2 separate regions of the Homo sapiens genome follow, and region 1 is linked to region 2. Evidence: chromatin loops called from intact Hi-C (ENCODE). Cell type or tissue: IMR-90. All regions are shown on one strand. Each heading gives the region's core, and the rest is flanking DNA. Links, peaks and the distances in the headings are about the cores only. Region 1 overlaps TRAF3 (TNF receptor associated factor 3). Region 2 overlaps TRAF3 (TNF receptor associated factor 3).

What was found. A loop is a pair of places that touch in the nucleus more often than their neighbours do. Peaks named below come from ENCODE experiments on the same cell type or tissue, not always from the same donor. Only the 100,000 strongest peaks of a DNase experiment are listed, where the experiment ranks them.
Region 1: it touches region 2 in a loop (3-fold over the local background); 3 of 110 quality-filtered maps call a loop at or near these places.

What each region holds. Positions count from the first base shown.
Region 1 is chr14:102,787,075-102,804,401 of GRCh38, reverse strand. The region is part of intron 1 of TRAF3 (TNF receptor associated factor 3); the gene reads right to left. It overlaps LOC124903426 (small nucleolar RNA U13), which reads left to right and starts at 14,811; the gene lies at 14,811-14,911. RefSeq lists enhancers at 5,535-5,584, 13,865-13,934. In IMR-90, for the core only: a CTCF peak has its summit at 8,608; DNase peaks (open chromatin) are centred at 8,681 and 9,171; H3K27ac peaks cover 664 bases.
Region 2 is chr14:102,888,774-102,896,773 of GRCh38, reverse strand. TRAF3 (TNF receptor associated factor 3) reads right to left here. Exons shown (of 12, transcript NM_145725.3): 8 at 7,140-7,214; 9 at 5,357-5,449. Among named protein-coding and RNA genes, the nearest start is that of AMN, 30 kb to the left of the region's middle. RefSeq lists enhancers at 5,064-5,564, 5,565-6,065. In IMR-90, for the core only: no CTCF peak of the experiment used is centred there; DNase peaks (open chromatin) are centred at 3,163 and 5,003.

The sequences.
Region 1 (17,327 bases), core at 5,471-13,470, 98 kb after region 2:
AGTGGAAAGCTAGGGACATACTGATAATTTTCATCTGCTGTGCACCAAAAACGGCCCAATTATTTTCCTAGCCAAGGTCAGTCATGGAGCAAGGGAATCTGAAGAACGCTCCAGAGAACTGAAGATTGTAAGTCTCTACAGAGAAAAGGGAGTCTGCGTAGACACACACAAGTCAATCATATGACTCCTCTGAAGTTTTTTTTGTTTTTTTTTTTAAACAGTCTCACTCTGTCACTGAGGCTAGAATGCAGTGGCCCAATCATGGCTCACTGCAGTATGGACCTCCTGGGCTCAAAGAACCCTCACATCTCAGCCTGGAAGGATCCCTCTCGCCCCGCCTCCTGAGTAGCTGGGACCACAGGCGCACACTAACATGCCCAGCTAATTCTCTCTCAGACAGGGTATCAAACTCCTGGGCTCAAGCGACCCTCCGGCCTGAGCCTCTCAAAGTGCTGGGATTACAGGCGCCAGCCACTATATCCAGCCCAACTTTTTTAAGTCAATTTCATAGGGTCACCTCCTCAAAGCCAAGAATTATATATTTGCATGTTTTTATGGTACATGCAGCAGTCATCAGATGCTTGCAAGTGAAGGACAGATGGGCTGAGAGAAATCAGAAACCGTACAGAATTCTGTAAGCGAGCAGAGCCGGCCACCAGCTCCAGCTCTAAGCCCAGCCCCAACAAGATATTCCACTTCTGGCTGGGTGCAGGGTGCACACCCAGCTACTCAGGAGGCTGAAGCAGGAGGATCAGTTGAGCCCAGGAGCTTGAGTCCAGCCAAAGCAACAGAGCGAGACCCTGTCTCTTAAAAAAAAAAAAAAAATTATACTTCTGGCCAACTTAACCTCCATTATAGTCCTAGATAACTAAAACTGCTAAATTTTACTGAGCTTACCTATGCTAAATGCTTTCCATCTCACACTCCAGGGGGTAAGTACCATTATCCTTATTTCTAGGTAAAAGAACTGAGACACACGGAAGGTAACTGCCCAAGACCCAGGGTCACTCAGACCAGGCAGCCTGCCACCAGCACTCACGCCCTTAGCCACCACCCCACCTCACGCTGCCTCCTTATGTGCACCATCTGGGTGAAAAGAAAAACAAGAAGCTGAGGGCTGACATTCCAAGACTGTAACTCTAAGGAACACAAGTCCTTCATAACCAGCAAGGATCCCACTCCCTCTATAAAAAGCCTGCCAGGAGGCCAAGCCAGGAGCGTAAGCCACTGATAGGGCTGTGTCTCTACCCAAATCTCATTTTGAATTGTAGTTCCCATAATCTCCATGTGTCATGGGAGGGACCTGGGGGGAGGTAATTGAATCATGGGGGCAGTTTCCACCATCCTGTTCTTGTGACAGTGAGTTCTCACGAGATCTGATGGTTTTACAAGGGGCTTTTCCCCCTTTGCTCTGCACTTCTCCTTGCTGCCACCATGTGAAGGATGTGTTTGCTTCCCCTTCCACCATGATTGTAAGTTTCCTGAGGCCTCCCCAGCCATGCTGAACTGTGAGTCAATTAAACCTCTTTTCTTTATATTAATAAATTACTCAGTCTCGAGTATTTCTTTTTTTTGAGACAGAGTCTTGCTCGGTTGCCCAGGCTAGAGTGCAGTGGCACGATCTCGGCTCACTGAAACTTCCGCCTCCCAAGTTCAAGCAATTCTCCTGCCTCAGCCTCCTGAGTAGCTGGGATTACAGGCGCCCGCCACACACCCGGCTAATTTTTTTGTATTTTTAGTAGAGATGGAGTTTCACCATCTTGGCCAGGCTGGTCTTGAACTCCTGACCTCATGATCCTCCCACCTCGACCTCCCAAAGTGCTGGGATTACAGGCGTGAGCCACCGCGCCCAGCCTCAGGTATTTTTTCATAGCAGCGTGAAATTGGACTAATACAGCCACCTTCTAACACAACTTCTGCTCTTGGCTTGAAATGTCTTTAAACAGTTGGCTGGGCGTGGTGGCTCACGCCTGTAATCCCAGCACTTTGGGAGGCCGAGGCGGGCAGATCACGAGGTCAGGAGATTGAGACCATCCTGGCTAACATAGTGAAACCCCATCTCTACTAAAAATACAAAAAATTAGCCAGGCATGGTGGCGGGCGCCTGCAGTCCCAACTACTCGGGAGGCTGAGGCAGGAGAATGGCGTGAACCCGGGAGGCGGAGGTTGCAGTGAGCCAAGATTGCGCCACTGCACTCCAGCCTGGGCGACAGAGAGAGACTCCATCTCAAAAAAAAAAAAAAAAAATGAGTCCAGGTGCAATGGCTCATGCCTGCAATCCCAGCACTTTGGGAGGCCAAGGTGGGACGACCACTAGGAGTTCAAGACCAGAATGGGCAACATAGTGAGACTCCGTCTCAAAAAAAAAAAATTTTTTTTTTTTTTTGAGATGGAGTCTCGCTCTGTCGCCCAGGCTGGAGTGCAGTGGCATGATCTCGGCTCACTGCAAGCTCCGCCTCCCGGGTTCACGCCATTCTCCTGCCTCAGCCTCCTGAGTAGCTGGGACTACAGGCGCCCGCCACCACGCCCGGCTAATTTTTTGTATTTTTAGTAGACGGGGTTTCACTGTGTTAGCCAGGATGGTCTCCATCTCCTGACCTTGTGATCTGCCCGCCTCGGCCTCCCAAAGCGCTGGGATTACAGATGTGAGCCACTGCAGCAGACCAAAAAAAATTTTTTTAATTAAAAATTTTTTTTAAATTAAGCAGGTGTGGTGGCTCATACTCGTGGTCCCAGCTACTTGGGAAGCTGACATGGGCGGATCACTTGAACCCAGGAAATCGAGGCTGCAGTGAGCTGTGATTGTACTACTGCACCTCAGCCTGGGTGACAGAGTGAGACACTGTCTCAAAACAAACAAACAAAAATAGCTGCATTTGTTGGGTGCCTGCTAACTGCCAAGAGTTTTCTACACATACCAACACACTAACATGGCATATACTGACCCACCTATAAGCTGGGTATCTATAGCACCACAATCCTTATCCAAAACCGAGGCCAGATGTGTTTCAGAGTTCAGAATTTTTTGAATTTTAGAAAGGAAATATTGTACGCATATTTTATATATTATATATTATATAACACTCCAGGGAAGTCTGAGGCAGTAACCATAAGAAAACACATTAATTCACCGGGTGTGGTGGCTCTTGACTGTAATCCCAGCACTTTGGGAGGCCGAGGTGGGAGGATCACTTGAGTCTAGGAGTCTGAGACTAGCCTAGGTAACAAAGTGAGAAGACACGGAGTCTCGTTCTGTCGCCCAGGCGGGAGTGCCGTGGCGCGATCTCCGCTCACTGCAAGCTCCGCCTTCCGGGTTTACGCCATTCTCCTGCCTCAGCCTCCCGAGTAGCTGGGACTACAGGCGCCCGCCACTGCGCCCGGCTAATTTTTTGTATTTTTAGTAGAGACGGGGTTTCACCGTGGTCTCGATCTCCTGACCTCGTGATCCGCCCGCCTTGGCCTCCCAAAGTGCTGGGATTACAGGTGTGAGCCACCGCGCCCGGCCAGAACCCTTTCTTTACAAAATTTAAATTAAAAAATCAGCTGGGTGTGGCGGCACAAGCCTGTAGTCCTCGCTACTTGAGAGGCTGAGGTGGGAAGATCTCTTGAGATCAGAAGTTCAAGGCTGCAGAGAGCTTTGATCACACCACTGATTCTAGCCTGGGCAACAGAGCAAGAGTCTTCTCAAAAAAAAAAAAAAAAAAAAGGAAAAGAACAGGAAACATGTTAATTAACCATCTGTGGTAAAATAATGAAATATTCATATTAAGTGGAATAGAGATTATAAATAGCCTCACATAAGTTCAGGCCAAGTGGCACCAAATCTATGAAAAAACATTCCATTTTCAGAGGCTCTGGGGTTTCAGCACTGTGGCTGAGGAACTGGGGCCTGCACCATCGCACTCACTTTATGTGCTACGGTCCTGGTTCAGAAAGGCCAAATAACTTGGTCAAGTTCATGCAGCTGGGAAAGAAGAGAGGCAAGGTATGAACCCCGACTCTCTCACCCAAAGCCTGCACGGTGCTTCTCACACTTAAATGAACGCAATGATCACCTAACAGCCTCTCTGAGAGCTGACTGTGAGTCGGCAGGTCTGAGGCAGGGCCTGGGAAACTGCATTCCTAAAGCACTGGGGCTCCTGGAGGGAATGTGCTGCTTCCACTGGACCAGAGGCTCCCAGTCCAGCAGGGCATCAGCACTCCCAGGAGTTCTTTAAAAATTCCCTCTAAATCTGAATTTCCAGGGTCTTAACTGATAGAAATTGTATGGGTGGGGGCCTCAGTTTTTGTGGTCATTTCTAATAGCCCATTAAGAGAAATAAATCACTAATAAAGTAGGGCTCTGAGAAGGCAGCCCGCAAGCCCAGTCAGGAGTTCCCCTTGGAGTCCCTACTTTCCATCAAAGGAGTCTAGGAAGATTCCAGCAATGACCACAAAATGTTATTAAATTCCTCAGAGACAACATACCCCAGCCATCCCAGGTTCTGGGGATCACAGCATTTTTCACCCTCCCTTGGAATCAACAAAATCCTACACATACCACACTAAAGGCCAAGTTCTAGAGGACAACCACAAACAAATGTGAAAACTATTGCTGCCTGGCAGCTGACAGAAGGAAATACTTAGCAGAAGACTATGAGAAAAGAAGTGCTTGGCCAAGAGCAGTGGCTCAGCCTGTAATTCCAGCACTTGAGATGCCAAGGCACGCAGGTCCTTTGAGGGCAAGAGTTCAAGACCAGCCTGACCAACATGGTGAAACCCCATCTCTACTAAAAATACAAAAATTAGCCAGGTATGGTGGCATGTGCCTGTAGTCCCAGCTACACAGGAGGCTGGGGCAGAAGAACTGCCTGAATCTGGGAGACGGAGGTTGCAGCGAGCAGAGATCGCACCATTGCACTCCAGCCTGGGCGACAGAGTGAAACTCCGTCTCAAAAAAACAAACAACAACAACAACAAAAACAAGTAAAGAAGTGCTAACACTTGGGCTAGGCTACACTGTGGGAATGAATTCATGAACTGAATGGAATCTGCACATACTTAATCAAACTGTGTATTCTGAATTATGCTCACGAGATGCTAAGATGGAAAAGAACATGAGTGGTAGTGCAGCTGGTTCCTCCCGCTGTGTCAACTCTCTGCAGGTCCTCTGATGTCTGCTAAGCTCCTCCCAAATGTACCCATCATGAGAAAGACTCTGAGCAGGACTTCCACAGCACTAATCTCCCCCCAATGCCACCAGACTCTTAATTCTGCTTTCAGTAGTCCAAATCAGCCACTGCTTCTCACACCCAGTCTCAGGTCACTTCTGATATGACATGTATGTACCCCAGCCTGGTCACCACCCTAATGCTGGTTCTCTGCAGAAGCTCATTTGGTTAAATTCCTCATGTAAACTGAACAAGAGTCCTATTCTGACCTCGGTATTAGCTTTTGATAATTACTAATCCTGTAATTTGTCCTTTTTTTGTTCTATTGCCTCCTTCATAAAGTGTCACGTTCCAGACTGAAACTGGCAGTCTGAATTTCCTGAGAACACAGAATGCCTCATGGAGCATTTTTATGCATTTACCTAGCACTGTAACAGCAGGACTGGCACCCATGAAGTGCTTTACAAAGGTCTGCTGAGGCCGGGTACAGTGGTCATGCCTATAATCCCGGCCATTTGGGAGGCCGAATCAGGAGGATCACCTGAACCTAGGAATTTGAGACCAGCCTGGGCAACATAGAGGCCCCATCTCTACAAAAAAAATTTTGTTTTTGAGACAGGGTCTCGCTCTGTCGCCCAGACTGGAGTGCAGTGGTGCGATCTCAGCTCACCACAACCTCTGCCTCCCAGATTCAAGCTGTCCTCCTACCTCAGCCTCCTGAGGAGCTGGAACTAATGGCACACGCCACCACACCTGGCTAGTTTTTATATTTGTTTTATAGAGATGAGGTCTCCATAAAGCCCAGGCTGGTCTCAAACTCCTGAACTCAAGCAATCTGCTCACCTTTGCCTCCCAAAGTGCTGGGATTGCAGGTGTGAGCTACCGTACCTGGCCCAAAAAATGTTGGAAACTTAGAAAGTGAGGATCACTTGAGACTGAGAGGTCGAGGCTACAGTGAGCTGTGATCGCACCACTGCACTCCAACCTGGGCAACAGAGCAAGACCCAGTCTCAAAAAAAAAAAAAGGGTTTTCTGAACTAAGCTAGATTTGGTCAGTGCTCACTTAAATGTTTTAAATGTTGTTTTTCTTTACATGAAAATACACTGAGTACCTAAGCTTAGTCAGGCACACAGTAGTTAATACATGCTGAACTGGTGAATGTGTGGTGGACATATCCTGTCCTCTCTTTCCCGACTAAGAAATACGAGTGCCTAGGCTGGGCGTGGTGGCTCACACCTGTAATCCCAGCACTCTGAGAGGCCGAGGCAGGTAGATCACCTGAGGTCAGGAGTTGGAGACCAGCCTGACCAACATGGTGAAACCCTGTCTCTACTAAAAATACAAACTTAGCCAGGCGTGGTGGTGCAAACCTGTAATCCCAGCTACTCGGGAAGCTGAGGCGGGAGAATCGCTTGAACCTGGGTGGCGGAGGTTGCGGTGAGCCAAGATCACGCCACTGCACCTCCAGCCTGGGTGACAAGAGCAAAACTACATCTCAAAAAAAAAAAAAAGAAAGAAAAAGAAATACAAGTGCCTTCAACCTTAAATACCATTTTTCATTTTTATGGATTTTTAAAAACTGATTATTTTATTTTCACAGCAACTATAATCTCCATATGCCATGCAAGGAGACAAGGCTTTCAAAGAGATTCAATGATTTGCCTAAGGTCACAAAGACAGATGGGGACTAGACCACTGGTCTCTAACTCCTCCTGCAATCTTGTCCTTCCACTGCGGGGTTTCTGCAGGAGGGACGCCACTATCTCCTCCTCCTCCTCCTCTTCCTCCTGCCTCTGGCTTACCAACAGATAATCTCTACGCTTCCCACCATTCTTTACAATCCAGAAACATTTACATTAGTAGTGTTACACGTAAAAGAGCAGAATGTCAAAGCTTGATGAGACCTCATCATATATAGAATTGGGGACTCTATGAAGACGCCTCTCAGACCAATTTTTTCAGGTTGAACTACACATTACATGTTTCACTCCAAGCCTGAGTGACTAAAATACAAAGCAGTTCCTAAGAAGCTTAAGACAATATAAAAAGGGGTAACTATATTGATTCATCTTAACACAAGACAATATCTATTTTCTAAGATGCAGAACACAGAGAGGAGACAGGCCAAGGGCACGTTTTCAACTGTGTGAATGATGCTGCCCCCTGGCCCTTGCCCTCCCGCCTTGCCTACTACCCTCTGTAGGCCTCAAGACTCATTACCCTTCTTTGGCCCCTATGCTGGTCACCCCCAGGCCACAGCCACTACATTCTGACAGAAAGAATCCTGAAGGCAATGGGGAATGAGAAAGTACGTAGTGCCTAAGGAAGCAAGCCCAAAGGCTCACGAGAGCAATGATTCTGTCCCTTATGCTATCTCACAGGCCAACACACTTTTGGAATTCAAAAGGACAGAATGAGGAACAGGTACCCTTATTCAAAATATATACATAACATTTTACCTTCGTAAGAGACTTCAGACCATGCAGACCAGAGGTCTTGGCCTCAGGAATCACGGTAGAAGCAGAGGCACTCAGGCCTCTGCAATTCCATGCAGCAGCCAGTCATTCCGGGGCATCGACCAGGGGCTGTTTGGGGAAAAACTCTCTCAACCTGTGTTTTTCCCCTGCTCTCACAACCTGACAACAATCGCCAATGCAGAAGAATTGCGTGAACAAAGCTGTTGGCGGTTCAGTCGCCAAGGCTGTCCACCCCCCATCCCCACTTCAGACACTAGTCGCAAGTCCAGGCCTCTAGAACTTCTGACCCACCAGCTTCAAGTTGGGGTTCCCACAAGCCCTCTTTGGATTCGATTAATTTGCCAGAGTGGCTCACAGGACTCAGGGAAATATGTACTTACAGTTACCGGTATATCGTAGAGGATACTGCAGAAGACACAGATGAAGGGACGCAAAGGGCGAGGTATGAGGCCAGGCGGGAGCCTCCATGCCCTCCCTCGGGCCATCCTCAGAAACCTCCACGTGTTCCGCCATTTGGAAGCTCTTGAACGCTGTCCTTGAGTGTTTGTTTGTTTGTTTTTGAGACAGTCTTGCTGTGTCACCCAGGTGGGAATGCAATGGTGCAACTCGGCTCACTGCAACCTCCACCTCCCGGGTTCAAGCAATTCTCCTGCCTCAGCCTCCCAAGTAGCTGGGATTACAGGCACCCGACACCACACCCGGCTAATTTTTGTATTTTTAGTAGAGATGGGGTTTCACCATGTTGACCAGGCTGGTCTCAAACTCCTGACCTCAGGTGATCCGCCCGCCTCAGCCTCCCAAAGTGCTGGGATTACAGGCGTGAGCAACCATGCCCGGCCTGTCCTTGAGTTTTTATGGTGGCTTCATTACACAGGCATGACTTACAATCATCTAGAAATGTTTCTGGACAAAAAACCATGATCTAAACCCAGCAAGGCCTGTCTGTTCGGACTTATCTTGGCCTCTCTGTGCAGCATTCCTGCCTCTAGGGAATGAGGCAGGGCCCTCTCTGGAATAAGGGTCTTCTGACTCACAGTCAGATTAGAGTCCTGCCTTGGGCAGCTGAAAGGAGGCAAGACACCCAACATTACAACAAAAGACTGTAACAAGGGCTATGGGACTTATGAGTCAGAAACAATGGATGAAAACTATGCACACACACACACACACACACATATATACATATCATGCATACATATCATGTATATATGTGTGTGTATATATATAACACCACAGTAGCTCACTCTCCTCATTCATGCCTATGTTGCACAGAAGTTCAGGTGTCTAGGAAAGACTTACTTGGGAACAAAGGGAGGTTATGCTTGGGAAACACAGGATTAGGTGGCTTTCCAGCCAGGGTTGTTGGGGTTCTCCATAGAGGTACAAGCAAGGGGCACTCATGGAACACAGGCAGACATAGCTCTTCCCTCATTAATCCCAAAACACTGGGGCACCACTGGAGCCAAAGACAGAGATTTCCTGTTTCATTATTTAAAACCACTCCCTCACTTCTCTGTGACCTCATCATGTTTGCTCGGCTCAGTGTTGCAACAATCAGCTGAGACAGGCTGGGGAGGCAGGGTTTCTATGTGAGAGCACATCCATACACACCTCTGCACACACTGTCAAATTATACCACACTTTTATATATAAACAGCCAGAACTGTCTCTAGGGGATTTACTAGAATGATCTAGAGTAAAGGAAAGGAACTTTAGGATATATAGGCTTACTTATATTTTCTCAATGAAGCTTTTTTTAAGAACAGAGAGAAATATTAAAACCCCACAATATTATTTAAAATAAAAGGGAAGGTTTCAACAAATTTTTAAAATGAACTAGTAATAGGAAGAAAAAACGTATGGACCCAAAGCTGTACTTGAAAAACTTGACAAACACATGATCAAGGATGGCTGCTGATAAGACATACATTTTATAGAGGTAATTATTTTATGAATAGGTATACTCCAAAAGTTTTTTAGAAATTATTGATTCAGAACACAGAATGTACTCACTGAAAATGAGTAACACACAACAGTTGGCATTTCCATTTTAATCCACAACAGTTTTCAAATGGGTATCTAACATATATTACTGAGAGCACTATGGAATCTAGCCACCATGCGTATACCAGATCAAGGACAGTCACAAATTCTTCGACCCTCCTTTCATCAAGAGTTAGGGTCCATGTCCCCTCTCCTCAAATATAGGAGGACTCTGTGTCTTTTTAGAACATGGCAGGAATAATGCTACACTGATATCCAAGCCCAGGCTTAAGATACTGGCAGCTCCAGACTGGGCACAGTAGCTCACGCCTGTAATCCCAACACTTTGGGAGGCCAAGGTGGGAGGATCGTTTGAACCCAGGAGTTCAAGACCAGCCTGGGCAACGTAGTTAAGACCTTGTCTCTACAAAAAGTTAAAAACTAAGAAATTAGCCATGCAAGGTGGCATGCACCTGTAGTCCCAGCTGCTTGGGAGGCTGGGCTGGGAGGATCACTTCTGCCCAGGCGTTTGAGGCTGCAGTGAGCTATGATGGTACCACTGTACTCAGCCTGGGCAAAAGAGTGAGACTCTATCTCAAAAGAAAAAAAAGAAGAAAGAGAGAGAGAGACTGGCAGCTTCCACTTCCTCTCCTAGAACACTCACTCTAAGAGTTCTGAGTTGTCATGTAAGAAGCACAACCACCTTAGGAGAAAGGCCATCTGCAGAGGACCTGAGAGCACAAGGAGAGGGAGGATCCCCTGAGCCTGGCCTTCCAACCATCCAAGCATGTGTGTACGGCCCTCTTGGACCCTCATGACTGGACCAGCCAACAGATGAATACCAATAAATTACCTCCATCAAGGCCACATGGAGCAGAAGAATCACCCAGCTGAGCCCTGCTTGATCAGCCCACAGAACCATGAGATGTAGTAGTAGATTACTGTTTTAAATCACTGATGTTTAGGGTGGTTTCTTATTCAGCAACCATTATCCGGAACAATCTGTGGCTTTTTCATGAAATGAAGGAAGCACATCTCTTTCCTGTCCTGGCATCAGGAATAGAGTTCCCTTCCCTGATCCTGCACTGGTGGTGTGCTATCAGCCATGATTTTCCCCAGCTGTAAGCCATTAAGTGCAACTCCTATGCTTACAGCTGGCACTACAACATGAATGTGTCTGTGTTGAGAAGAGGGGAAGTACATGGTACAATCATCATCATCCCAGCCAGAGATGTTAGGGTTGTCTGCTTGGAAACCCTCTTAGAATTTTCTCAATTAGGAGAGGGCAGGTTTCAAAATTCTGAAGAAACATGATGCACAGTCAAAATACAACTGGGGGCTGGGAGCAGTGGCTCACACCTGTAATCCCAGCACTTTGGGAGGCTGAGGCAAGAGGATCACTTGAGGCCTGGAGTCGAAGACCAGCCTGGGCAACACAGTGAGACCTCATCTGTACAAAAAAAATGAACAAAACTTGCTGGGTGTGGTGGCAAGTGCCTGTAGTACCAGCTACTCAGGCAGCTGGGTGGGAGGACCACTTGAGCACAGGAGGCCAAGGCTGCAGTGAGCCAAGATCGTACCACTACACTCCAACCTGGGCAACAGAGTAAGACCCTGTCTCAAAAAAAGATTGGTTCCCAGATACCGAAGTCAAAAATATCACAAGGAAAGAAAACTACAGGCAGGGTGCAGTGGCTCATGCCTGTAAATCCCAGCATTTTGGGAGGCCAAGGCAGGTGGATCACATGAGACCACGTGTTCGAGACCAGCCTGGCCAACATGGCAAAACCCTGTCGCTACTAAAAATACAAAAATTAGCCAGGCATGATGGTGCATGCCTGTAATCCCAGCTACTGGGGAGGCTGAGGTTGCAGTGACCCGAGATCGCACCACTGCACTCCAGCCTGGGTGACAAAGGAAGACTTTGTCTCAAAAATGAAAAAAAAAAGAAAACTACAGACTAATATTCCTAATGAACATAGACACAAAAATCTTCAACAAAATAGTAGCAAACTCAATCTAACAACACATTAAAAGGATTATATACCATGACAAAGTGAGATTTATCCCAGGAATGCAAGGGTGATTCAACATACAAAACAAAATCAATACAATACACTACATTACTAGAACAATGAAAAAAATATGATCATCTCAGAAGATGCACAAAAAGCATTTGACAAAACTCAACAACCTTCCATTAAAAAAAAAAAGTCAGTGGCCAGGCACAGTGGTTCACACCTGTAATCCCAGCATTTTGGGAGTCTGAGGCAGGAGGTCTGCTTGAGGCCAGGAGTTTGAGATCAGCCTAGGCAACACAGCAAGACCCCATCACTAAAAAAAAAAAAAAAAAAAAAATCAATTAACTGGGCATATTGGTGCACACCTGTAATCCCAGCTACCTGGGAGGCTAAGGCAGGAGAACTGCTCAAGGTGAGGAATTTGAGACCAACCTGGGCAACACAGCAAGACCCTGTCTCCACAAAAATTAAAAAATTAGCAGGGTGTGGCAGCTTGCACCTATAGTAGTCCCAGCTACCGGGGAGGCTAAAGAAGGAGCACTGCTTGAGCCTGGGAGTTCAAGACTGCAGTGAGCTATGATCACATCACTGTACTCCAGCCTGGGCAAAAGAGTGAGACCTGGTCTGATAAAAAAAAAAAAAAAAAAAAAAAAAAAGTCCAGGCACAGTGGCTCGCACCTGTAATCCCAGCACTTTGGGAGGCCAAGGTGGGCTGACTGCTCAGGAGTTTGGGACTAGCCTGGGCAACATGGCGAAACCCATCTCTACCAAAAATAAAAAATAAAAAAAAACAGCAGGGCATTGTGGCATGTGCCTTTGGTCCCACCTACTCAGGAGGCTGAGGTGAGAGGATCGCTTGAGCCTGGGAGGCAGAGGTTGAAGTCAGCCATGATTGCACTACTGCACTCCAGCATGGGTGACAGAGCAAGACCCTGTGTCAAAAACAAAAAAAAAAAGGAAAGAAAGAAAACACAGCTAACTTCATAATCAATGGTGAAAAGCTTCCCCTAAGATCAGGAACAATATGAGGATGCTCACTTTCATCACTCCTATTCAAAATTTTACTAAATGTCTTAGCCAGAGCAATTAGGCAAGAAAAAGAAATAAAAGGCATTCAAATTAGAAAGAAGAGGTAAATTATATATGCAGGTGACATGATTCTGTATAAAGAAATCCCACAGAACCCACAAAATAACTACTAGAGGTAATAAATTCAACAAGGTTGTAGGGCATAAGACCAACATACAAAAATCAGTTGTTTCTATATACCAGCAATGAGCAATACAAAAAGAAAGGTAAGAAAATAATTTCATTTACAATAGAACCCACAAAAATAAAGCACCCAGAAATAAATTTATCCAAAGAGATGAATGATTTGTACACTAACACTACAAAATATTGCTTAAAGAAATTAAAGGAGACATAATTGAATGAAAAGACATCCCAAGTTCAGCTGGGCGCGGTGGCTCATACCTGTAATCCCAGCACTTTGGGAGGCCGAGGTGGGTGGATCACGAGATCAGGAGATTGAAACCATCCTGGCTAACACAGTTAAACCCCGTCTCTACAAAAAATACAAAAAATTAGCCAGGCATGGTGGCAGGTGCCTGTAGTCCCAGCTACTCGGGAGGCTGAGGCAGGAGAATGGCATGAACCCGGGAGGCGGAGGTTGCAGTGAGCCGAGACTGTGCCACTACACTCCAGCCTGGGGAACAGAGCGAGACTCCCTCTCGAAAAAAAAAAAAAAAAGAAAAGAAAAGACATCTCACGTTCATGGATTGGAGGACAATACTGTTAAGATTGCAACCCCCCAAAGCAATCTACAGAATCAATCCCCTCCCTATTAAAATTCCAATGACCTTTTTTGCAGAAATGAAAAAGGTGATATTCAAATTCATATAAAGTTGCAACTGGCCCCAAATAGTCAAAACAATATAGAAAATGAAAAAGTTGGGAGACTCATACTTCCCAAACTTACTACTTCAAAACTTACTACAAAGCTTCAGTAATCAAAACAGTGTGTGATATGGTTTGGCTGTGTCCCCATCCAAATCTCATATTGAATTGTAGCTCATATAATCCCCACATGTTATGGGAAGGAACCCAGGGGGAGGTAACTGAATCGTGGGGGTGCTGTTCTCATGATAGTAAGTCTCACAAGATCTGATGGTTTTATAAAGCACAGTTCCCCTGCACAGACTCTCTTGCCTGCTGCCATGTGAGACATACCTTTCCTCCTTCTTTGCCTTTCACCATGATTGTGAGGCCTCCCCAGCCATGTGAAACAATGAGTCCATTAAACCTCTTTTTCTTTATAAATTACCCTGTCTCAGGTATGTCTTTATTAGCAGCATGAGAACAGACTAATATAGTGTGGTACTGATGTAACAGACTTACAGAGCAACAGAATAGAACTGAGAGTCCAGAAATAAATGCAAACATCTATGGCCAATTTATTTTTAACAAGGGTGCCAAGACGATTCAATAGGGAAAGAATAGTGTTTTCAATAAATGGTGCTGGGAAAACTAAATAAGAACATACAAAGAATGAATTGGGACTCCTATCTCATTCCATATACAAGAATTAACTGAAATGGATCAAAAACCTAAAGGTAAAAACTAAAACAATAAAACTCAGAAGAGGCTGAGTGCAGTGGCTCACACCTATAATCCCAACACTTTGGGAGGCTGAGGTGGGTGGATCACTTGAGGCCAGGGGTTCTAGACCAGCCTGTGCAACATGGCAAAACCCCATCTCTACTAAAAATACAAAAATTAGCCAGGCATGGTGGCGTGTGCCTGTAGTCCCAGTTACTCAGGAGACTGAGGCATGAGAATTGCTGGAACCCAGGAGGCGGAGATTGCAGTGAGCCAAGATCATGCCACTGCACCACTGCACTCCAGCCTGGGCAACAGAAGGAGACTCGGTCTCAAAAAAAAGAAGAAAAAAAAAAAGTTTAACATTCAGAATATATAAAGAACTCAACAAACATTGTCTTCCCTCCAAAAATACACAAATGGCCAAGAGTCACATGAAAAGACATTCAATATCTTTGCTCATCAAGAAAATACAAACCCAAACCACGAGATACCACTTTAACTAGAATAGCTTTAAACAAAAATATATACATACATATACACATACCACACACACACACACACACACACACACACATATATCCTTTTGTAGTTCATAAGTGTGATTGGGTATTCAAATGAAGGTGTGAGAGGTGCCACTCTGAAACCTTGTTATGACGTCGGCACATTACCCATATGACATGAAAAAGAAACAAAACAAAAAAAATAAATTTAGCAAAGATGTCCTGAAATTGGAACACTGCTGGTGGGAATAAGTTAAACACGATATTACCGTATGACCAGCAATTCCACTCCTAGGTATATACCCAAGTGAAATAAAAACATACCTACACAGAAACTTGTACACAAATGTTTATAGCAGCATTATTCTTAATAGTCAGTGAAAATAATCCAAATGCCCATGAACAAATGAATAGACAGATTGTGGCATGTATGTACATACAATGGATTATGATTCAGCAATAAAAAGGAACAAATACTGGCACATGCTACAATTTGGATGTACCTCAAAAACATCATGCTAAGTGAAAGCAGCCAGATACAAAAAACAAGTTATATGATTCCTAGATGCTATATCTAAAATAGGCAAATCCACAGAGACCAAAAGCAGATTAGAGGTTATCAAGGGATGGGAGGATTGGGGAATGGGAGTGATTACTTAATGGGTAAAGGGGGATGAAAAGTTGTTTTTCTTTTTTAAGAGATAGGTTCTCCATCTGTCCTTCAGGCTGGAGTGCAGTGGTGTGATCATAGGTCACTGCAGCCTCGAATTCCTGGGCTCAAGCGATCCTCCTGCCTCAGCCTCTGGAGTAGGTGGGACTACATACAGGCTCAAGCCACTGTGCCCAGTTTTGTTTTGTTTTGTTTTGTTTTGAGATGGAGTCTTGCTCTGTCTCCCAGACTGGAGTGCAGTGGCGTGATCTCAGCTCACTGCAACTTTTGCCTCCTGGGCTCAAGTGATTCTCCTGCCTCAGCCTCCTGAGTAGCTGGGACTAGAGGCATGCGCCACCACGCCCAGCTAATTTTTCTATTTTTAGTAGAGACGGGGTTTCACCATGTTGGCCAGGATGGTCTTGATCTCTTGACCTCATGATCCGCCCGCCTCAGCCTCCCAAAGTGCTGGGATTACAGGCGTGAGACACCACACCCAACCAAGCTAATTCTTTATTTTTGTTGAGATGGAGTCTTCCTCTGTTGCCCAGGCTGGTCTCAAACTACTGGACTCAAGTGATCCTCCCACCCCAGCCTCCCAAAATGCTGAAATTACAGGTGCGGGCTACCATGCCTGGCCTGATTTTTAAACTAGAGAGAGCTGGTGGTTGCAGAACATTGTGAATACACTAAATACGGCTGAGCTGCACACTTAAAATGCTTAATTGTATGTTATGTGAATTTTGCCTCAATAAAACATTGGGCTATAATATACTGGTTCATTTATGCAAATACTTGAGAACCTACCATATGCCAGGCACACTCCTAGTACACAGGTTAAGGTAATAGAAATACATTCTCTGCAGGCCGGGTGTGGGGGCTCACACCTGTAATCCCAGCACTTTGGGAGGCTGAGGCGGGCAGATCCCTTGAGCACAGGAGTTCGAGACCAGCCTGGTCAACAATGGTGAAACCCTGTCTCTACTAAAAAAATACAAAAATTAGCCAGGTGGGGTGGTGCATACCTGTAATCCCAGCTACTCGGGAGGCTGAGGCATGAGAATGGCTTGAACCTGGGACGCATAGGTTGCAGTGAGCCAAGATCACACCACTGCACTCCAGCCTGGGTGACTGGGAGACTCCATCTCAAAAAAAAAAAAAAGAAAAAGGAAAGGAAAACCATTTTCTGCTATGGAAAAAAAAAAAAAGCAAGGCAAGTGACCACAGCAACAGCATGGGCTGTTTAATTAGGGTGTTCAGAAGACCCCTTTGAAGAGGTAAAATGTGAACAGAGGCCTGAATAAATCGAAGTGTTGTTGTTGTTTTTGTTGTTGTTTGAGACAGTCTCACTGTCACCCAGGCTGCAGTGCAGTAGCGCCATCTCGGCTCACTGCAACCTCCACCTCCCGAATTCAAGCGATTCTCCTGCCTCAGCCTCCCAGGTTGCTGGGACTACAGGCATGTGCCACCACACCCAGCTAATTTTTTTTTTTTTTTTTTGGTTTAGTAGAGATGGGGTTTTACCATGTTGGCCAGGCTGGTCTCGAACTCCTGACCTCAAGTGATTCGCCCACCTCAGCCACCCAAAGTGTTGGGATTACAGGCGTGAGCCACCACGCCCAGCCCAAATTGAAGAATATTATTATTGCTAAATAACAGAAAAAAAAGTGCTAAAATACGAATTTAAATATATAAAAATTCATATGTTAAAATTGCTTTTTAAAAAGGGAGATATCTATAGATGTTCCTTTTGTGCAAATATACTGTGATTTCAGTTTCTAGACATTTTACCCTTTTTATAAATAATTTATTTGCAGTCCAATAATGTCCTTCTACTCCCACCGGTATTTCTTCCAGGGACAGGCCATACTTCCAAGACAGCCTGTCATCCACATTGCTAATAAGTCATTCCCTTTATCAAACCACTCAGGAAAGGAAAGGGGAA
Region 2 (8,000 bases), core at 1-8,000:
TTTAATAGGGAATGCTATAAACAGTGTTTCTCAGAATCTCTTCCAGTAATTAGGGTGAGGCAAAGTGCAGCGGCTGATTGAATTTCAGAATAAATCAGATGCTTTTTCAAGTTTTTGCTAAAAACTAGCAAATCTTTTATCAGAGTATTTTTCAATTGTTGACCAGGTAACATAGTAAGAAACAGATGCTTATGTATCACCCCACTTATACCAACGTGTGTGTGTATCCCTGAAAACAGATGTCATAAAGCTGTACTTGCCCTAATAATTTACAATGCACCCTGATTTTTTTTATTCCATTTCATTTAAGAAAATACTAGTCCCTGGAGGATGTTATGCTAACTGAAATAAGCCAGGCACAGAAAGGCAAACACGATGCACTCTCATTTAGACGTGGGATCTAAAAAAGTCAAGCTCACAGAAGCAGGGAATGGTGGTTACCCGGGCTGGTGGAGGTGGGTAGTGGGGGTAGGCTTGTGGAGCTGCTGGGCAAAGGGCACAGAGCCTCAGTTAGACAGAGGGGCGGACGTTTTTGAGCCCACTGAACAGCATGGTGACTGTGATTCATACTAACGTGTGTTTCAAGACTGCTGGGGGAGCAGATTTTAAACAAAGTGATGTGATGGATATGTTAATTAGCTCGATTTAATTATTCCGCAATGTGTGTGTGTATATACCAAAACATTACACTGTACCCCATAAATATAAACAATGCTGGTCACAACCTACTAAATTATTTCACATCCACCCAGGGGCCACACCCTGCAGTTTGAACAGCTCTGCCAACATAATGAGAGCGTGACGAGAATACAAAAAATTACATGGGTGCTACACCCTTGGGGCCAGCCTGCTCACCCTCAACACGGAGAGGCAGAGCTGATGCCTGAGGATACCCTTCCACGGAAGCGCAGAAGAGCCCCTGCAACCCACATCAGCCAAAGGGAGGGCTTGCTGAGTGAGCATTTCCAACCCCACATTTGACCTTTCCAAAATCTTTCTGAAAGATAATTAGCTCCCAAAGACAAATTAACACCTGGTCTCAAAGATGAAAAGTTCAAGGGTAACTCCAACGAGGGTTTCTTTCTCACAAGATTTTTACAAAGGGCATCTTGATCCCCCATCTATTAACGAGTGTCTCTGTCTATCCATTGGGGTGGTGGTCTCCACCCCAGAAGACCCTAAGCTCTGTGCCAGATCCGATGTGTGCCTCTCCAACGATGTACGCTCTAAAACCACCAATGCGTGGGGACCAATGGTCACAAAGGTGATGGCCCGAGGGCATCTCGGCACAAAACCAGATGTGATAAAGAGCTGACTCCCGATGCTGTCCATCTAAAGGGTAGCCAGCCTAAAGATGGGTGTCCTTTTCATATTCGGCACAGTTGGCCAAGTCAAGAGACATCTTTTGAAGCAATCACCGTCTTATTTTAAAACAAGTATGTATTTACTAAGGAATACAAAACTTGCAATGTCTCATGGGCAAAATATAACTTCACTTTCCTAGGATTTTACTCCGCAAAGGCTTTCCTTCCTTCCTTGCCTCATACGTCCATGAACTCCTACAAGTGATCAACCTGCACGAATGTGGAGCGGGCCATATGCAGCATCGCGTGGTAGTTGTGTCCCTCTGAAAGTAACAATTCATTCATTTCCATCTGTCAAAGACGGGACAGAATTCTCAGACTCTTTATTCTCATATCCCTGCAAAAAGATGACATGTATGCCAACTCTTTTGAAAAAATCTCAGTAATGTCTCCAAAACATTGTCAATAGGCCAGCTGTGATGGCTCATACGTGTAGTCTCAGCACTTTGGAAGGCTGAGGCAGACGGACCACTTGAGCCCAAGGAATTGAAGACCAGCCTGGATAACAACATGGCGAAACTCCATCTCTACAAAAAAACACAAAAATTAGCCAGGTGTGGTGCAAACGCCTACAGTCCCAGCTACTGGGGAGGCTGGATGGGATCACTTGAGCCCAGGAGGTCGAGGCTGCAGTGAGCCATAATTGCGCCACTGCTCTCCAACAAATCAAGCAGTTGAGTATGAGCAGAAGCAGCTTACAGCAATGAACACACATCATGCCACACTAAACTCAACTTCTTTCACTTTAGGACTTCCCTTATTTAAACTACTTATTTATTTATTTAATCGAAGAATCCAACTCCCAGGTCCTGCAGATCACTGCTTCCACTCTTCTAGCAGGGAGATGCCATAGGCACAGGAAAGTCCACCTGGCAGGTGTGTTCCAAGGAGCCGGCAAAACACCGGCCCAGGAGGTCCGAGGTTCTCTGCAATGAGAACATCCTTTACTCCAGCCCACTTTGGTGGGCTTTACATTTCCCCTCCATTTAAGCTCTCTTAAAATATAAAATGGGTGTTTTTAAGTCCAGATTTTGCAGTTTTTCTTTAGTTTGACTATGAATGTGAGGATCAGTCTTTTTTTTTGGAGACGAGTCTCACTCTGTCACCCAGGCTGGAATGCAGTGGCATGATCTTGGCTCACTGCAACCTCTGCCTCCCGGGTTCACGCCATTCTCTTGCCTCAGCCTCCCGAGTAGCTGGGATCACAGGCGCACACCACCACTCCTAGCTAATTTTTTGTATTTTAGTAGAGACGGGGTTTCACCGTGTTGCCCAGGCTGGTCTCGAACTCCCGAGCTCAGGCAATCTGCCCGCCTCGGCCTCCCAAAGTGCTAGGATTACAGGCATGAGCCACCGCGCCCAGCTGAGGATCAGTCTTTGTGAACCCGCTCAAACATTCTATTTTCTAAGACAGATGAACAAAATAACCTAAGAAATTCCAACTAAATAATTCTATAATAAGAAATAAATTCCCATTTTAAGTAAACATAAATATCTCTGCTGTTTGTCCAGCCTTTGCTTTTGGACCTAGCAAAGGGCACCATACACCTTCTCGTGAGCACAATGAGAACGTGCAGAGCCGAGCTGGCTGGCCTGACAACAGGGCGAGGACTCTGCTCTGATGGACAGAGTCCGGGAGAGATCAGTCCTTTGGCAACGTCCAAGAGGGAAGTGCACAGTTATGCATCCTGCACTCTCGGGGCTTCCATCGTGACTTGGCTGGAGATAGTTTAAACACATGAGGCATTGACAGAGTGAGAAACTGCTGCACTGTGTGTGGGCAGGCTGCTCTGGTATGTCCTGGGGTTTCCAATGATGCAAACCATTCACTTTCAGTGGGGAAAAGAGCACAGAACAGGAAGGAAGGAGCCAAATCCCCACAGGGATTAGGCCCCGAAAGGCTGCCAGATGACACCACGGTCCACAACCATCCTGCTGGATAACCATGTGCTGCAGACCTGTTCAACTACTGTGTATCTAACACAGCAGTAACAAAGCCCATTCCTTTTTTTTTTTTTTTTTGAGACAGTCTCATTCTGTCGCCCAGGCTGGAGTGCAGTGGCGCGATCTTGGCTCACTGCAAACTCCACCTCTCGGGTTCAAGCAACTCTCCTGCCTCAGCCTCCCAAGTAGCTGGGACTATAGGCGCCTGCCACTATGCTGGCGTAATTTTTGTATTTTTTTTTTTTGGTAGAGACGGGGTTTCACCATGTTGGCCAGCTTGGTCTTGAACTCCCGACCTCAGCCTCAGCCTCGGCCTCCCAAAGTGCTGGGATTACAGGCATGAGCCACCATGCCCGGCCACAAAGCCTATCCTTAAAATGAAAGGAAGAACCTTCTAAATGAGAAACACAGCATCTATGAAAGATAAAAAGCCTGTGATCTATGCCTATAATTTTAAAAAGACAGAAATAAAATGCCAGCTTCAAAAAGAGGGAAAAAAAAGATTCCTAGGTAAACCATTGTTGAACTCAGAGCAGATGCTCTATGCTCACGGGAAGATGGCTAGGATTCTGCGAATATGAGTCCGGCACTGCTGCTCATCAGCGCTGTTCTGCTCCGTGTGTGTGCACAGGATGCCGATCCTCCTGCTGCTTCTCAAGCTCAGCTCACGCATTTACATGAAACACTCTCTTATGGCAGATTAAAGGGAAATCTTTCTATTTAAAATTTTAGACTCCTTGCAGTATATTTACATTTTAAATTGCTGGGATTTAACACTGGAAACAAGACATTCAAATCTTTACGAAACTCAAATGTCAACTCCACTGGCTGTTCTAATTCACCATAGTATCCTCCTACTACAAGTTCTCAATAGACGTTTGTTGAATATTGAATTAAGTTTATATTTTTGTAATTAAGCCACAATGGTAGATCCTATAACAACTTCTTCTCTATCCATTCTTAGAGGTTTTCATCTTCTCATGAAAAGAAGGCCCCACTGAGCTGAACATCACAGAACAAACTCCACTGAGAACCAGCATTACTGGAGGAAGGTGCTTGCTCCTGCGCCTATAGGCCTGCAATGAAGGCCTCTTAAGAACAGCATGGAGGCTGGGCGTGGTGGCTCACGCCTGTCATCCCAGCACTTTGGGAGGCCGAGGTGGGCAGATCACCTGAGGTCGGGAGTTTGAGACCAGCCTGACCAACATGGAGAAACCCCATCTCTACTAAAAATACAAAAATTAGCTGGGTGTGGTGGTGCGCACCTGTAATACCAGCTACTCGGGAGGCTGAGGCAGGAGAATTGCTTGAACCAGGGAGGCAGAGGTGTTGCAGTGAGCCAAGATCGCACCACTGCATTCCAGCCTGGGCTACAAGAGCAAAACTCCGTCTTGGGGAAAAAAAAAAAAAAAAAAAAAGAACAGCATGGGAGAGTCTCTTTGGGAAGTGGCCCTGTCTATGTGGAGAGCGCACCAAGTTTCACAAGGTGTCAAATGACAAAATCAATTGTAATCATATCAAATATTTTTTCCTGTTTGTCTCTTGTAAAAAACACAGAAGTTTAACGCATTTAGAGGGGTAACCACCCAGGTCCGGGCTGGCAAACTTATTCTGTAAAGAGCCAAGTAGTCAGTATCTCAAGCGGTACAGTCCACATGTCTCTTAACTCTGCTGCTTTCGAGCAAAAGAAGCCACAGACAACACAGAGTGAGTAAGGATGGCTGTCTTCCAATAAAACTTTGTTTACAAAAAAAAAACAGCAGGGTGGGGACTGGGCATCTGATCATCTCTGTGCTGGATGGATGCTAAAATAATCACAATGTGATTGACTTTAAAAAAGCACTTCACACTTGCTTGGCAATTAAAAAACAAATAACAAAAATAAAACACCTTCATTTATAAGCTCAAGATCACACAGAGTTTTTTTTGACATTCTCTTGATAGTTTCTTTTATCCAAAACCCATTAATAACTACAAAAAGGTTTTGTCTTTAAATAATCTGAAGAGATGATACAAATCCCATAGCAGCAGGAAAGTGTGCAGCCCACCTTCTTTTCGAGCGAGTTGCTCCACTCCTTCAGCAGGTTGACGTGCTGCACGGCGGAGCTGGCCTCGTGGGCCTTGATCTGCTGGTTTGTCCCCTGCGAGAGCAAACATGTGAGGCATTCAGCGAACCTCGCTGCATTTCAAAGGGCAGAACGGCTAACATACGACCCTAAAAGCAGCACTAAACACAAAGAGGGGAGACCTATTTGCGTCAAGTGAACAGGGAATCTCTGCGCCTAAGGAGGGCTGTGCTCAGGGCCACCTGGCTACTGCGTGCAGGTGAGGAGGCCGCCAGGAGCAGCAGAGCCAGCACCCTGCAGTGCCACAGTGAGCATCTCAGGGTTATCTCCGCATCCCTTCAGCTCATCTCAAGTGGCTTCTTATCAAGGGTTGACACTTGTAATATCAAGAAATTAAATTTTAAACTCATTCTTGACCTATTATAAGCTATTTTTCCCATTAAAATATAGCATAAGTGGAAAATGTTTAGATACCTGTAGTTGTAGCGAGATACTGCCACAACAGTCTAGTAAACACGTAAGCAAAGCAGGATTCAAAAGAATTTACTAAAGTATTAATGTATTAGTTCAAATACACTGTATCCAAAGATGTATTGCTCTTCACCATTCCAGTATTCTTAGAAAAGTTACATACAAAACAAATACAATCTACAGAGTACATAAGATGTAGACCATTTTAGAGTCAGGAATAAGCACATGAAATTGTACTTCATATATTTAAGAAAATAATTTGTCTGAAATATAATTTGTTTTGCTATTAGAAAATTAAGAAGCCACAGAAAGCATTTTAATGATCTCCAAAACATATACTCTGTACATAGAATATTCATATATATATGTTGATATAAGTGTTGCAATATATAAACATATATATACACATACACAGAGAGAATGAATGATACTACGTACGACAGAACAGGGGAGGCTCAGTCTTGTTAGAGACTAAAGCAAAGGAAGGCACAGTCATTCTTACTCTTTGGCTGTTCTCTTCCTCAGAAAATACTAAGATGCCAATCTCTCTGTACTGACTTCATAATAATGTATTGGTGCTACATAAAATATAAAATACTTTAATTGTAACATATACTGCCTCTTGATAGTTTTAAGATACATATATTTAAATGAAAACTCAGTTCCAATTCACTAGCAATCTCAGATGTGTTAAAAAATAAACAACAACAAAACACCAGATGCAGATTTCTCACACTACATGTGCGGCAGCAACAGAGATGCCCTCCCCACACTGTTCTCGGGGAGGTGTGCTCTCTATGAGCTGTGCTCCATTTTGCGTCTGTCCCCCGTTGGGGTCAGAGTCAGCACAGACATGTACATCAAATGCATTTATGGATACACACGTGTGTGATCGTTATGGCTGTGTACTGACACACACGCTGTTGAAACTATGCTCAGTTTGATATTCGCTTATATTCAGGTAACTGCTAAAATTTCCGTAACAATCTATCTGAAAACCCCACCAAATGTCAAGTCTACCTGTTGCATTACTAGCTGGTTTTGGATGTAGTACTTCTCTTAATGTATTAACTTCCACCTCAGCACAGTGTCTCCCTGAAGTCTCAAAGCACCACCAACTGGAAAGCGAGCATCCCACCTGCTGCATGTGGCTTTCGTCACCCATGCAACAGGGTGTTTCAGTTTCATGACAAAGAATAAGGAGTCCAGAGCTTGCATGTTAAAATGTTAATATAATAACTTTCTCTCATGGCAGAATGTCAGTGACTGGGAAGGACAAATGTCGGATACTGACCTGAAAAACGCAGCCATAGCGCTTAAAACTACAGGTGCTGGGGGCATTGACACACTCTGACAAGTGTGCACTCAACTGCAACGGGAAAGAGACGTGAGTTGTGGCACAAACGTTTGCATGAAAATGTTCAAACATATTAGGGCACAGATAGCATCTGAGCTGTACTATTAAGAATGGTGTTTATCGCTACAGGTGTGTATATATCATCTGCTGCCTAGACTTCTATGCAGTAAATATACGGTCTAGTCACGTGTATACACATATACGCCAATATACAAGAATACATTTACTATAACATTTCTTAAACTTCCAGTTTCTTTAGAACAAATTGTTCAATGTGACATGCCATCTGTAGTGCCAGAATTTAAAAAAGAAAGAAAAAACATAAACTGAAATGCACATTTAAAGACCATAAACAAAAATTGCATGAAAACACAAAAAAATAGAAAGCATTCAGAATGCAACTGGGTCACACACCTAATATACGGTACACAAAAATAAATATATTTTCAAAGCAAGCTTACACAATGTACCATTACTCATAATACTTGAGATAAGTGCAGATGAGTTTTTCCTTCATCTGAAAAGACTTTTTCCCTCTGTAAGGGCCAGAAACTCAGGTAGCTTTTCAAAGACCTCTAAGATCAGTCTAACCATACACTCTTACTACTGTCAACTCTAATTGATGGCAGGAAAATTAGGTGGGGCTGGGAGCAGGTAACTCGTTTTGCAAGAAAAAAGTCCCTTGCTCAGCTCAAATGCTGGTGAGTTATCAAATAAAAATTACTTATGATGCCCTAACAAGAGAAAAGGGAATGGAAAGGATTACATTTTAAGGACTTAGAGTCATGTGTTAGGCTA